Linked DNA regions of Homo sapiens: region 2 is linked to region 1. The links are chromatin contacts, found by Hi-C or POLR2A ChIA-PET in ENCODE. All regions are on one chromosome and are shown on one strand. Each heading gives the region's core, a stretch centred on a gene start or an enhancer-like site at or near the end of the contact. The rest is flanking DNA. Distances are from core to core; before and after follow the strand shown. Region 1 holds the start of AK7 (adenylate kinase 7). Region 2 holds the start of LINC02318 (long intergenic non-protein coding RNA 2318).

Region 1 (5,928 bases), core at 447-2,946:
TTGATGGATGCATTTTAGATGGTACACTGGGTTAAATAGCGTCTACCCCCACCAAATTCCTGTCCTCTTAGAACCTGTGAATGTGGCCTTATTTGGAAATAGGGTCTTTGCAGATGTAATCAAGTTAAAATGAAGCCATATTGGATAGGGTGAGTCCTCATCCAACAACTGGTGTCCTTATGAGAAGAGGGAAGTTTTGACACAGAGACACAGGGGAGAGAACACCATGTGAAGAAGGTGGCAGAGATTGGAGTCTACTGCCAAGGGGTGCCAAGAATTATTGGCAACTACCAGAAGCTAGGAGAGGGGCAAGCAACAGTTCTTCCCCTGGAGCTTCCAGTAGAAACCAACCCTGCTGACACCTTGATCTTGGACTTCTGCCCTCAAGAACTGCGAGAGAATAATTTCTGTTTTATAAGGTCATCCAGTTTGTGGCAATTGGTTACCACAGCCCTAGAAAACTAATACAGATTGTACGTACTGTAGCCTCATCCTATTTTAAGCAGATTTGTCCTGTTCGAAAGTGCAGTCATTAGCCTCAGAGAAGTCTGTCCAGGGTGAGATTAGATTTCTCTGTAGCTCTAGAGGACAGAATTCAGATGGACGGGTCCTACCCACAGGGAATGATAAAATCATGGCTTTCTTTTGACAACTGATCATATTAGCATGAAGGGCCCCAGAGCCCTTTTTCTGAATATCTTCATTTTCCAGGGATAAAGACACAGAAAGGTGAGGAAACTTAATGGAACTCGGGGACCCAAACAGTGTCTGGTCCATAATAGATGCTCAAAAACCATATATTGAAGGGATGGATGAATGAAAAACGCTTCATGGGCAATATAAAAATTTGATTTACTCACGCCTGTAATCCCTTTTGGATTTACTCGGCCTGTAATTTGGGAGGCCGAGACGGGTGGGTCACGAGGTCAGGAGATCGATCGAGACCATCCTGGCTAACACAGTGAAACCCCGTCTCTGCTAAAAATACAAAAAATTAGCCGGGCGCGGTGTCGGGCGCCTGTAGTCCCAGCTACTCGGAGGCTGAGGCAGGAGAATGGCGTGAACCCGGGAGGCGGAGCTTGCAGTGAGCCGAGATCGCGCCACTGCACTCCAGCCTGGGCGACAGAGCAAGGCTCCGTCTCAAAAAAAAAAAATTGATTTATTTTCTCGTTTAGCTGCCTGCTTCAAAATCGATGGAAGGGTAGAAAGAGAACCTAGGAGGGGGCAAGAGACCTGGAGTCTCTGTCCAGGTTCTGGCCTCAACTCTCTATGTGATCTTGGGCAAGTCCCTGCCTCTTAGCCTCAGTTTCCCCTCATTAAAAGGAGGAACAGGGGATGGACCAGTGATTTCCAGACACCTGAGCTTCCATGTAGAATCTCTTGACCAGCCTGGGTGCGGACTGGGGTCCAGGGGGCATTGGTGGTGCCCAGGACGCGGGACCCTCCCTGAGGAAAGGCCCCGACAGCGCCCTGGGGCGCAGACCCTCGCTGGGTTTGCGGACCGGGGGCCGAGGGCTGGGAGCTGAGAGCTGGCGTGAGGCTCTGGGCCGCCGCCGCCGCTCACCTTCCCGATGTTTCCGCTGCTGTAGGAATCCAACAGGTTTATAAACACCCTCTGGGTCCGGATAACCTTCTCCGTGAGAGCAGCAGTTTCCTCTTCTTCAGCCATGGTGGGAGCCGCGCTGGTTGCTAAGGTGAAAGCGCCACTCGCTTGCCAAGGAGGCGGGGCCCGGGCCAGGGAGGCGGGGCAGGTTCTCTCTGGGGGCGGGGCCTTGGCTCCGGGCAGTTTGCCGGGCGGGGAGGGGCGTGTCGTGGGCGAAGCAGGGAGTGCCGGGCGGGGCGGTGCGTGTCGTGCCCGGCGCTAATCAGGGCGTGCCAGGCGGGACGGGGCAGGCTGTGCCGGTCGCTGGGCGGGGCGTGCCGGGTAGGGCGGGGCGAGTCGTGCCGGGGGGTTGGGCGGGGCATGCCGGGCAGGGCGGGGTGTGTAGTGCAGTGGGCTGGGCGGGGCGCGCCGGGCGAAGCGGGGCTCAGGGCTCGCAACTGCGCGCGCTGTCGGCTGCTGGGCGCCAGGCGGATGTCCCTGCGAGTGCTTTCCGCGGCGCCGCGCGTGCAGCCCGGGTCTCACCCTGGCTTGCTGCCCACTGGGAGCCCTTGGGCAGTGCATGGTTTCTTTCCGAAGCTCCCTGGGCGTCTGTCCCGGGGGGCCATGTGATTGCTGTGCCTTTTTAATCTCCATTGTTCGGAAAGTCTGGAAACACATCCCTGTGTCCGCTTGACCCGATGACTAAAAATAATGAGAATTCTGAAGAAGAGGGAATGGCCCACAGCCTAGGCCTCTCCCCGACACGTGGGAGTTACTCAGCACGCTCCCATGGGGTGGTCTGGCCGGGGCGACGGGACGTAAGCCTCAGCTGCGAAGAAAAGCTGTTGCCATGGAGTTTCGGGCTCCCGAACACCCGAGCGACGCTAGCGTGGTCCCGCCTTGCGGCAGGTGCGGCTTGGTCCGCCGGCTCAGCTCCCTTGGGGGTTGTTTCCAGACGCACGTTCCGGGAAGACCCCTGGTGTCGGCTGGGGGCGACCAGAGCCCGTAGGCGCCCGGGATTCGCTCACATTCACCAAGGGAAGAAATTTAGACTTGACCGTTCCACAAGAGATTATACATGCAGTTGCTGAGATAAATCCACAAATTAAAAGATAACATTCACCTCGGTGATCACTGGACCATAAAGGTTGTGGTGGACTAAGAATACGCAGTTCCCTTGGAATAGCCTGATCATATTGAACTGTTTTCATGCCTTAAGCATTAACTCCTTAAATGCAAATATTTAACACTTGCAGCAATTGTGTGTGCGTGGTTTCTTCTCGTTCTTTTTATTATTTTTAATAGAGACAGGGTCTCACTATGTTTGTTGCCCAGGCTAGTCTCTAACTCCGGAGCTCAAGAAACTCTCCTGCCTCGTCCTCCCAAAGTGCTGGTATTACAGGCATGAGCCACCACGCCAGCGTTCTTGTTCTTTTTATTTTTAATTTATTTTTTTGAGATGGAGTCTCGCTCTGTCACCCAGACTGGAGTGCAATGGCATAATCTCAGCTCACTGCAACCTCGCCTCCCGGGTTCAAGCGATTCTCCTGCCTCAGCCTTCGAAGTAGCTGGGACTACAGGCGCCTACCACCGTTCCCGGCTAATTTTTGTATTTTTAGTAGAGACAGGTTTTCAGCATGTTGGTCACGCTGGTCTTGAACTTCTGGCCTCAAGTGATCCACCCGCCTCGGCCTCTCAAAGTGCTGTGATTTACAGGTGTGAGGCACCCCACCTGGCCTTCTTCTTTTTAAAAAATACTGGTTGTTTCAAAAAACGGAGGTGGCCCAACATCTTCAGACAGCTTGGAGGCTCTGGGCTTTCAGGCACTCATGAGACTTGGCTTTGAGTTTCAGCTCTCCAGTGATTTGTGGGAGGCTGGGACCAATCTTTTAACTTTCCCTATGCTGTTAAATTGTCTGTAAAATAGGAGTGATACCACCAGCCTAACAAGGCTGTTAGGATTAAATAAGACATATGTGAAGCATTTTCTGAAGTGGTCGCCAAAGGTGAAATTATTGCTTTTTTTTCCTGCAAGGCTAAGGCACACTTGTACAGATGGGAGCCTTTATATTTCGTTTTTCTGTCCCCACCCCATTTTCTTTTCTATACATGCAACTCTCATTAAAACTTGTTTTGATAAACTAACGCTTTGAAGTTTTGCCAACTCAATTTGGGAACAGTTTGCTCATACCAAATTTATTATTTTTTTGAGATGGAGTCTTGCTCTATCCTTTAGGCTGGAGTGCAGTGGCGCGACCTCGGCTCACTGCAACCTCTGCCTCCTGGGTTCAAGCCATTCTCCTGCCTCAGCCTCCCCAGTAGCTGGGATTACAGGCGCGTGCCACCACACCCGGCTAGTTTTTCTATTTTGAGTAGAGAATGGGGGTTTCACCATTTTGGCCAGGCTGGTTTTGAACTCCTGACCTTGTGATCCACCCGCCTCGGCCTCCCAAAGTGTTGAGATTACAGGTGTGAGCCCCCAGGCCCGGCAATTTTTTGCTTTTCTTTAATCAACAAGAAAGTAATGTCAGTTTAAATGTAAAAGTATTCATGCAAAATTAGTGCAAAACTTAGAAAATATACTTCAGCATTCTTTCAAATGACTTACTAGTTCAACTATTCTAAAATTCACGATTCATTTTCAAATTTTTAGTTTATCTCTGCATTCCTTGTTGATATGCAGTTAAGCAGGTAAACACTTTGAAAGTTATTCAACCAGTCATGGTACAATGAAATATTTAACTTACCTGTTTCTTTCATGAAATGAGCTTGCCACAGTTACAGGGGGGATAGCTTCTAGATAATTTTATATATATTGGTAGGTTAAAAAAGGGGATTCTATTTTTTTTTTTTTTTGACATTGAGTCTCACTCGTCGCCCAGGCTGGAGTGCAGGGGGCAATCTTGGCTCACTGCAACCTCTGCCTCCCGGGTTCAAGCAATTCTCCTGCCTCAGCCTCCCCAGGAGTTGGGATTACAGGTGTGTGCCACCACACCCAGTTAATTTTTGCATTTTTAGTAGAGATGGTTTCACCATGTTGGCCAGGCTGGTCTCAAACTTCTGATCTCAGGTGACCCACCCACCTCAACCTCCCAAAGTGCTGGGATTACAGGTGTGAGCCACCACACCCAGGCCAGAGATTCTACTAATTCTAGTATACCAACTAACATGTTTGTTATTCTTTCCCTCTTTTAAAATCAGTTTTCGTATAAACACAAAATTAATGTGATGGTTTTTATTAACACGTACTGTATGGGGACAGCTGGCGGAGTCAGAAGACCTAGGTTCTGATCCAACTACACTGCTCACAAGCAGTTGCTGAGCAAGTCGCTCAATCTGTCTATCTCACCTGTATCATCCAGAAAATAAAGGGATTGGAAAGAAAGTTCTGAAGTCAATGTGGCACCTATCAGAATCTCAGTGTTTTCTTACTATGTTCCTCAACATTCAAACAGCACATTCTGTTTTTGAACACCGGGGAGAGAACAGCACAGTGTGCAATAGAAGAAGCTAATGATTGTAAGTACATTAGTAGCAGCCGAACCTGGAGGAAAGGTGGGAAGAGTGTCATCATGGGAAATGAGGTGTGCACTCTTCTCTTCATAATCATTCTGCCCTCTTCAAGGATCTGGGAGCAGATACAACTCAGCAAGGATTGGTGCTTTTGCTAGACAGCCTCTAGGTAGCTTAAACCCCACATCTATTGCATTTCCTGCTTCTAATTAGTACATACAAGCTAATGTATAAAATGTGAAAAAGTATTAAGGAAATGAAAATTATCTATTTTATCACCTAGTGATGACTACTAACAGCCTATAATCTTTTTTTGTTACATATACAATTATTTTTCAAAAAAGTATGTATAGTTTTATATCCTTTTTTGTGTAGCATAATTCTCATTGCCATTTTTTCATGATTTTTAGTGGTTGCATATTTTTCCATCAAAAGATGTAGCATCACTTTACCACTCTTTAGAGCCTTCCCAATTTTTCATTAGGGGAAATGAACATCCTTATATACTAGTTTTTTTGCTGAATCATTTCCCTATGCTAGGTTGCTAGTATATTACCAATTCAGAAGTTATAAACTTGTAAAGGATTTATTACCAATGTTTCCAGAAAGATTTCAACAATATACCCTCCAATAGAATGTAAGAGTGCTTCCTCATTAAATCCTTACTGGTATTAAGTTTAAATAAGAAGAATCACAAAAGTAGCAGGTGAAATGACCCAATAACTTAAAATTTCTCTTTCTTGAGTTAATGGTTGGGTTGGGCCTCTTTCAAGTAGTTACTGACATCTATTTTTTTTTCTGAGTTGACCATATTATTTGCCCACTGTTTGCAT
Region 2 (6,462 bases), core at 2,576-5,075, 820 kb after region 1:
ACTTCATCCTCTCCATTTACACCGTTTACACTTTGTAACTTCACATTCATCCTCTCCATTTACATAAACCGCACACACAGTGACATCCTCTCCATTTACATAGACCACACACGCCAAGTGACATCCGCTCCATTTACACTTTGTAACTTCATATTCGTCCTCTGCATTTACATAGACCGCACACACCAAATAACATCCTCTCCATTTACATATTCTGGGCACATTCTGAGTAAATGACTTTGTAACTTATCTTCATTGTCTTCATATACATAGAACATATACCAAGTAACCAGTGGAAAACGTCTAGAGAGTATTGAAACCCCAGAAAATTCTGTAACCAGGGCTCATGAGCCCCTATGCTCCGGCCTGCTCCCACACTGTGGAGTGTACTATCATTTTCAATAAATCTGTGCTTTTGCTTTCCTCACTTTGTGCGTTTTGTCCAATTATTTGTTCAAGACGCCAAGAACCTGGACACCTTCCACCAGTAACACCTGGATGTGCCCCTGGCATGCATGGGTCCCCACAGTCACCTCTGCCCCTGGAGCCCCTGGGGGCCAGGGTAACTCTCAGTCTGATCTTGGGGCTTGTTAGAGGTGCAGGATCCCTCTTGGATTGCCATTGCTGTCACCTCCAGCCAGCCCGTTGGCCTGAGTGCCACCTTCCCTTGCCCAGGCCAGGCCCTTGGGCAGTTCATTCAGCCTCTGTACCACTCAGGAGAAAGCGAAAACTTAAGGTTCCTCAGCTGACCCTCCTGGCACCTTTCTGAAGGTGGGCTCCAGGGCCAGAGGCAACAGCCTCCTCCTTGCCATGAATATCCTCATGGATCCAACACCCTATCTTCCAGACTTGGGCCCAGGAAGAAAAATCAGAAAACAAGCTTCTGCCTCATTGGCCTTCCAACCTCTAGTACCTCCTCCTTTCTCTCCCATGACTCTCTAGGTTCCCATGGGGCTGGCTGCTCTCCCAGAGCCTCCCTGACTCCACTCTCAATGGTGGCCTGGTCTTCCCCAAGCAGACCATGGGGATCCCTAAGAGCCTCTAGGCTTTGTCCTTGATATGCTAATGGAGGAGATAAAGGAATCCCAGCACTTCTTCTCTTCTCAAAGCTTTCAAAACCAGGTCTCACACAGCCTCTCCTGCCTTGGGACAATAAGCCTTCTGGCTCCCCTGGAGGGAGCAGCTGCAAGAAAACCAAATTCAAAGCAAGAAGTGAAAATGCAGTGGTTTAAATTTACAGAAAGATTCTCGTTTGTACATTATTATGATAATTATGGCCCTGGGAATCCGGGTGAGGTCTCCAGAGCTTCAGTACACACTTCAGGCAGAGCATTTGCAAATTCATGGTCTTAAATCCTTAGGACAGAAAGATGTGAAGGAAAGCCAGGGAAGCAGAAGTCCTTAGGAGACCTGGGTCCTGAACTCTCCAGAGCTCATGGATCTTCTTGGATAATGAAATTCAGGGGTTGGAAGAGGCTATTTCTAAGGGAGGGCTTTCAACTCGGAGAGTCTCTGGCCAAAGGTTCTAATTCCAGTACTTCCAATTTTTGATTAACACTGCCAAATACAATCACAATTTTAAAATTCAGGGTACTTAAGGAGTTTAGGATATTAGGTTCTGCCAGAATAGCCTCTGCAGGGATGTGGAATGGCTGCATCCATCTGCCCAGGAGAAAGAGGGATGGGTACTGGGGAGGGTTCATTAGCAGGAAACTTTCCAGGGCAGATGAACACGAGGACAGAGCCCAGCTGAAGGGAACCAACAGGGAGTAGGAAAATCCAGAGCAAGATGGCAGATGTGAGGAACTGAGTGGGGTCAGTCTGGAGAATCTCACCAGCAAGTACAGAACCAGTTTTTGTCCCTTCCCATGCTCAGCAAGCCAGTAGCATGTTGATCTGCTAAAATAGCTGCCTACAGGATTTTCTGCCTCAATTCCTGACCCCTCCAATCACTTCCCCACCCTACAGCCAGAGAACCCACCACCTTTTGGGATCTTCCCATTGATCAGGATAAAGATCATGGCTGACAAGGCCCTGCATGGTCAAGGCCCAGCGGTTCTCAACCCTGACTGCATATAGGAATCATATTGGCCCAATCCCAAGGGATTCTGATTCAGTTAATCTGGGATGAGGTCTGAGCATCAGTATATATATAATATACTAATATATATTTATATATACTGGTGTATATATACATGTATACTGATATATTTTATCAGTATATATTTTTATTGATTTTTCTATATTATATATAATATATATCTATAAAAATATAAAATATATCTATATATTTAAATATTTGTTTCTATATACTGATATATTAAATATATATTTATACTGATATATACTTATATCAGTATAAACATATTAAATATATATTATATATAAATATATACAAACTATATGTTTATATATATTTAATCTCCAGGTGATTCTAACTGGCACTAAGGATTGCCAGCCCCCTGCTTTGGCCCTGCAAACTTCAACCTTATCTCATGACAGTCCCCCTCTCGGTTTCTTTGTGGCACAGCAACATTGCCCACTTTGCCCCAGTCCTTTTTTTTTTTTTTGAGACGGAGTCTCGCTCTGTCGCCCAGGCTGGAGTGCAGTGGTGCAATCTCGGCTCACTGCAAGCTCCGCCTCCCAGGTTCACGCCATTCTCCTGCCTCAGCATCCTGAGTAGCTGGGACTACAGGGGCCCGCCACCACGCCCGGCTAATTTTGTTTTTGTATTTTTAGTAGAGACGGGGTTTCACCGTGTTAGCCAGGATGGACTCCATCTCCTGACCTCTTCATCCGTCCACCTCGGCCTCCCAAAGTGCTGGGATTACAGGAGTGAGCCACCGTGCCCGGCCTGCCCCAGTACTTGTAATATGTCAATCTGCCTTTCCCTCGGGCCATTACACTTCTTTATCTCCTATGCCCGGAAAGCCTAGTCATTTCTGAGACCTTGACTCAAACACCCCTTCTGGAGGGAAACCTTCCTTGGCCTGCTGGACTAGACTATGTTATCCTCTTACACGCTGTATCCTCCAGGGTCAAATTAGGAAAACAGAGGCCACTTTAGGTGTTTCAAGTAGAAAGAATTTAAATCCTAGAAGTCGGTTACACGGGTGAGGAAAATGATGAGAAGCCCAATGGGACGGTGTAGCAATGACAGTGAGCTGCTGCCACCCCTGAGGCTGGAAGGGTAACAGACATTTGCCAGGAGCTAGAAGCTGGGGCAGCCTGGTAGGAGCTAGAATACAATGAGAGCTGCCCCCTGGGGGATGGAACCACAGAGGGAGGGTCTCTCTGAGGAGACATAGATTCAAGGAAGAGATACAGCCATTGCAGGAGATGCCAACAAAAGCAGAGAGAGAGAAAGAAGCAGAAAAGGAAAGAAGGAAGGTTTCTTCCTTCCTCCCACCTTTGAGTCTCCCACTAGTGCTTCCCATTAGCCCAAACTACCAAGAACCCAGATGGCAAAGGAGCCCGGGAAATCTAATACTACATGATACCGAGCAAAGCCGATGTTCCAGCTGGCTGCGTCCATTACAGTAGGTAGTCAGGCAGACATAAGCAGGGCAGGAGAGGGCTCCTCCCGACCAGGAATGTCAGCTGACCGTCAGGTGATGGTCAGGTGGTCATTAACTGTCTCTCTAAAATAATAATTGGTTACAGCTAGCATCAGGGAAGGGCAGTCTCCCAAAAGATAGAAACACCTGAAACTGATGATCAGCAGCTTCCCAGTAAGATCTCAGGAGTTGGATGCGTGGGCTCAAGCTTGAACACTGAGAGGCAAAATGGCGGAGTTTAACTGGTATATGCCCTTCGTCTAGAAACTTTCAGCTGGTAAGGGAAGAACGCCTTAAGTGAGCATGCGCACAACTCCAGTTAAACACACTGCGCATGTTCCTGTCCCAGGTGCTGGCAGACCACTGTGCATGCAGACAGCCCACCTCAGGGAAGAATCAGGGGAGAAGAGACGTAGACCTCACAAGCATGCCAACAGATAAAACCCCAAGTCAAGAGTCAAACCATGCACTTGAATCAAGTCACCCACTTGGCCCTCTTTCAAGTGTATTTTACTGTCTTTCATTCCTGCTCTGAAACTTTCATTTTTTATTATTTTGATTTTATTGATTGATTGAGATGGAGTCTCCCTCTGTCGCCCAGGCTGGAGGGCAGTGGTGCAATCTCTGCTCACTGCAGCCTCCGCCTCCTGGGTTCAAGTGATTCTCCTGCCTCAGCCTCCTGAGTAGCGGGGATTATAGGTGCCTACCACCATGCCCAGCTAATTTTTGTATTTTTAATAGAGACGGGGTTTCACCATGCTGGCCATGGTTGGCCAGGCTGGTCTGGAACTCCTGACCTCAAGTGATCCGCCCACCTCGGCCTCCCCTAGGATTTCAGTTGTGAGCCACCTGGCCCAGTGCCTGGTCTGCTCTAAAACTTTTAAATAAACTTTCACTCCTGCTCTAAAACTTGCCTCAGTCTCTCACTCTGCCTTATGCCCCTCGACTGAATTCTTTCTTCTGAGGAGGCGAGAATTGAGGTTGCTACTGACAAGTATGGATTTACTGCTACTAACACATCAAACCACCCCAAAACGGAGTCGCTTAAAACAATTTATAATTATCACCCATGGTTCTGTGGGTTGATGTGGCTCAGCTAGGGAGTAAGTTCTCACATGGGCCCTCTCACAAGGTTTCAGTCATATGGCGATCTAGGTGCAGTCACCTGAAGGCTCAACTGGGCCTGCTGTCCAAGTTGGTGCAGACACAATGCTGTCAGTTGACACTGGCTGTCAGCTGGAAGCTCAGCTGGAGCTATAGGAACCAAAAGTCCCACACATGGCCTTTGTGTGGGCTTGGGGCTGTCTCACAGCGTGGTGATTGGATTCCCAAAGGGTATATACCAAGAGCAAACTTTTCAGGAGACTCAGCTGGCAGCGATAAAGCTTCTTATGACCTAGCCTTGGATATCATCTCTTGTATCTATTGGTCAAAGCACAAATTGGATTCAAGGAGTTAGAAGAAGAGACTTCACTTCTCGATGGGAAAGTAGCATGTGCATACAGGTAAAATAATTAATAGTGGTTATCTTTGGAGGCAAGCTAGCATCATCCAGCCTCTAGCCACTATGTACATTCTTTTCACATGCAAAATTGACTCGTGGCCTCCTAAGACATCCTGACTTTCAGTCCACCATGGCATCAGGTTCAGGCTTAAGGTCCAGGACCTCATCATAGAGATCAAGTGCAGGTGTGGATGAGGCTCTTCAGGTACAACTTCTCAAGTGCTGTTCCTCTCAATCTAAAAATATGAAAATGAAAGAGACAATTATGTCTCCCCTCATGTACCACTGCTAGTACACAATGGAGAGAGAGTAAAAGGATAAATAAAATAGCATTCCCATCTAAGGGGTATAGTGAGGAATGAGCAGTACATACCTAGGTGTTCCCAGTCCATAACAAGTCTGAAATGCAGCTGGGCACCCATCAACAGTGCCTTGACTAAAGCCCATGGGCCATGCTGGCAGCACCAATGAGAACAGCACGATAGAGGAAGGGATTATAAAACAAAGCAAAGACCAAAAAATGAGACAGGGGCTGTCTCTTGAGGAAGACCTCCCAGAAACTAACATGACATTTTGGCTCAGATCCCACTGGGTGGGACGTAGGCACATGGCCTCACATAGCTACAAGGGAGCTGAGGAATGGAGTCTCTATTCTGGACTGCCCTGTGCCTGGCAAAAACCTATTATACAAAAAGGGAAAGGAAGAATGTTGAGGGACTTCACCACAAAGAGGCTAAATAATTCACCTAAGGCTCCAGAGGCAAAAAGTGCCAGAGCTTGGTTTCGAATCCAAGCAGTCTGGCTGAAGAGTCTCCCCTCTGAGCCATTCCTTTCTGCTAGGGTTGGCAATCTATGGTCTGTGGGCCAAATTCAACACACTGAGTGTTTTTGTAAATGTTTATTTGAACACAGCCATGCCCATTTGTTTACGTATTGGCTATGGCTGTTTTTGCACTATACAAGCAAAGTTGAGGCTGGGCACAGTGGCTCACGCCTGTAATCACAGCACTTTGGGAGGCCAAGGTGGGAATAGCACTTGAGCTCAGGAGTTTGAGACCAGCCTAGACAACATAGCAAAACCCCATCTCTACTAAAAATACAAAAATTAGTCAGACGTGGTGGCACATGCCTGTAATCCCAGCTACTTGGGTGGCTGAGGCAGGAGAGTTGCTTGAACCTGGGAGGCAGAGGCTGCAGTAAGCTGAGATCACGCCACTGCACTCCAGCCTGGGTGAGAGAGTGAGACTCTGTCTCCAAAAAAACAAAGAAAAAAAGAAAAGAAAAAGAATGTTGAATAGTTGCAATAGAGAACGTATGGCCAGCAAAGCTGAAAATATTTATGCTTTTATGCTTTACAGAAAAAGCTTCCAACTCCTGTACCATATTGACTACATTAGAGGA

Evidence for each region. Hi-C counts contacts between places; a loop is a spot of excess contacts on that map. ChIA-PET counts read pairs that join two places held with the same protein, here RNA polymerase II (POLR2A). Pooled maps may share reads with other maps.
Region 2: a loop to region 1 is called in a pooled map, with 6 times the contacts of the local background. The contact joins the promoter of LINC02318 here to the promoter of AK7 in region 1. A Hi-C loop is called at or near these places in 2 of 37 single-sample maps with no recorded cell type and 3 of 50 pooled maps. POLR2A ChIA-PET finds 5 or more read pairs at or near these places in 1 of 52 experiments (WTC11).

The regions. Positions count from the first base shown.
Region 1 is chr14:96,387,896-96,393,823 of GRCh38, reverse strand. AK7 (adenylate kinase 7) reads right to left here and starts at 1,696. Exons shown (of 18, transcript NM_152327.5): 1 at 1,565-1,696. The coding sequence starts at 1,669. RefSeq lists a silencer at 1,627-2,136.
Region 2 is chr14:95,570,925-95,577,386 of GRCh38, reverse strand. It overlaps LINC02318 (long intergenic non-protein coding RNA 2318), which reads right to left and starts at 3,825. Exons shown (of 3, transcript NR_146450.1): 1 at 3,703-3,825. RefSeq lists enhancers at 1-645, 646-1,568.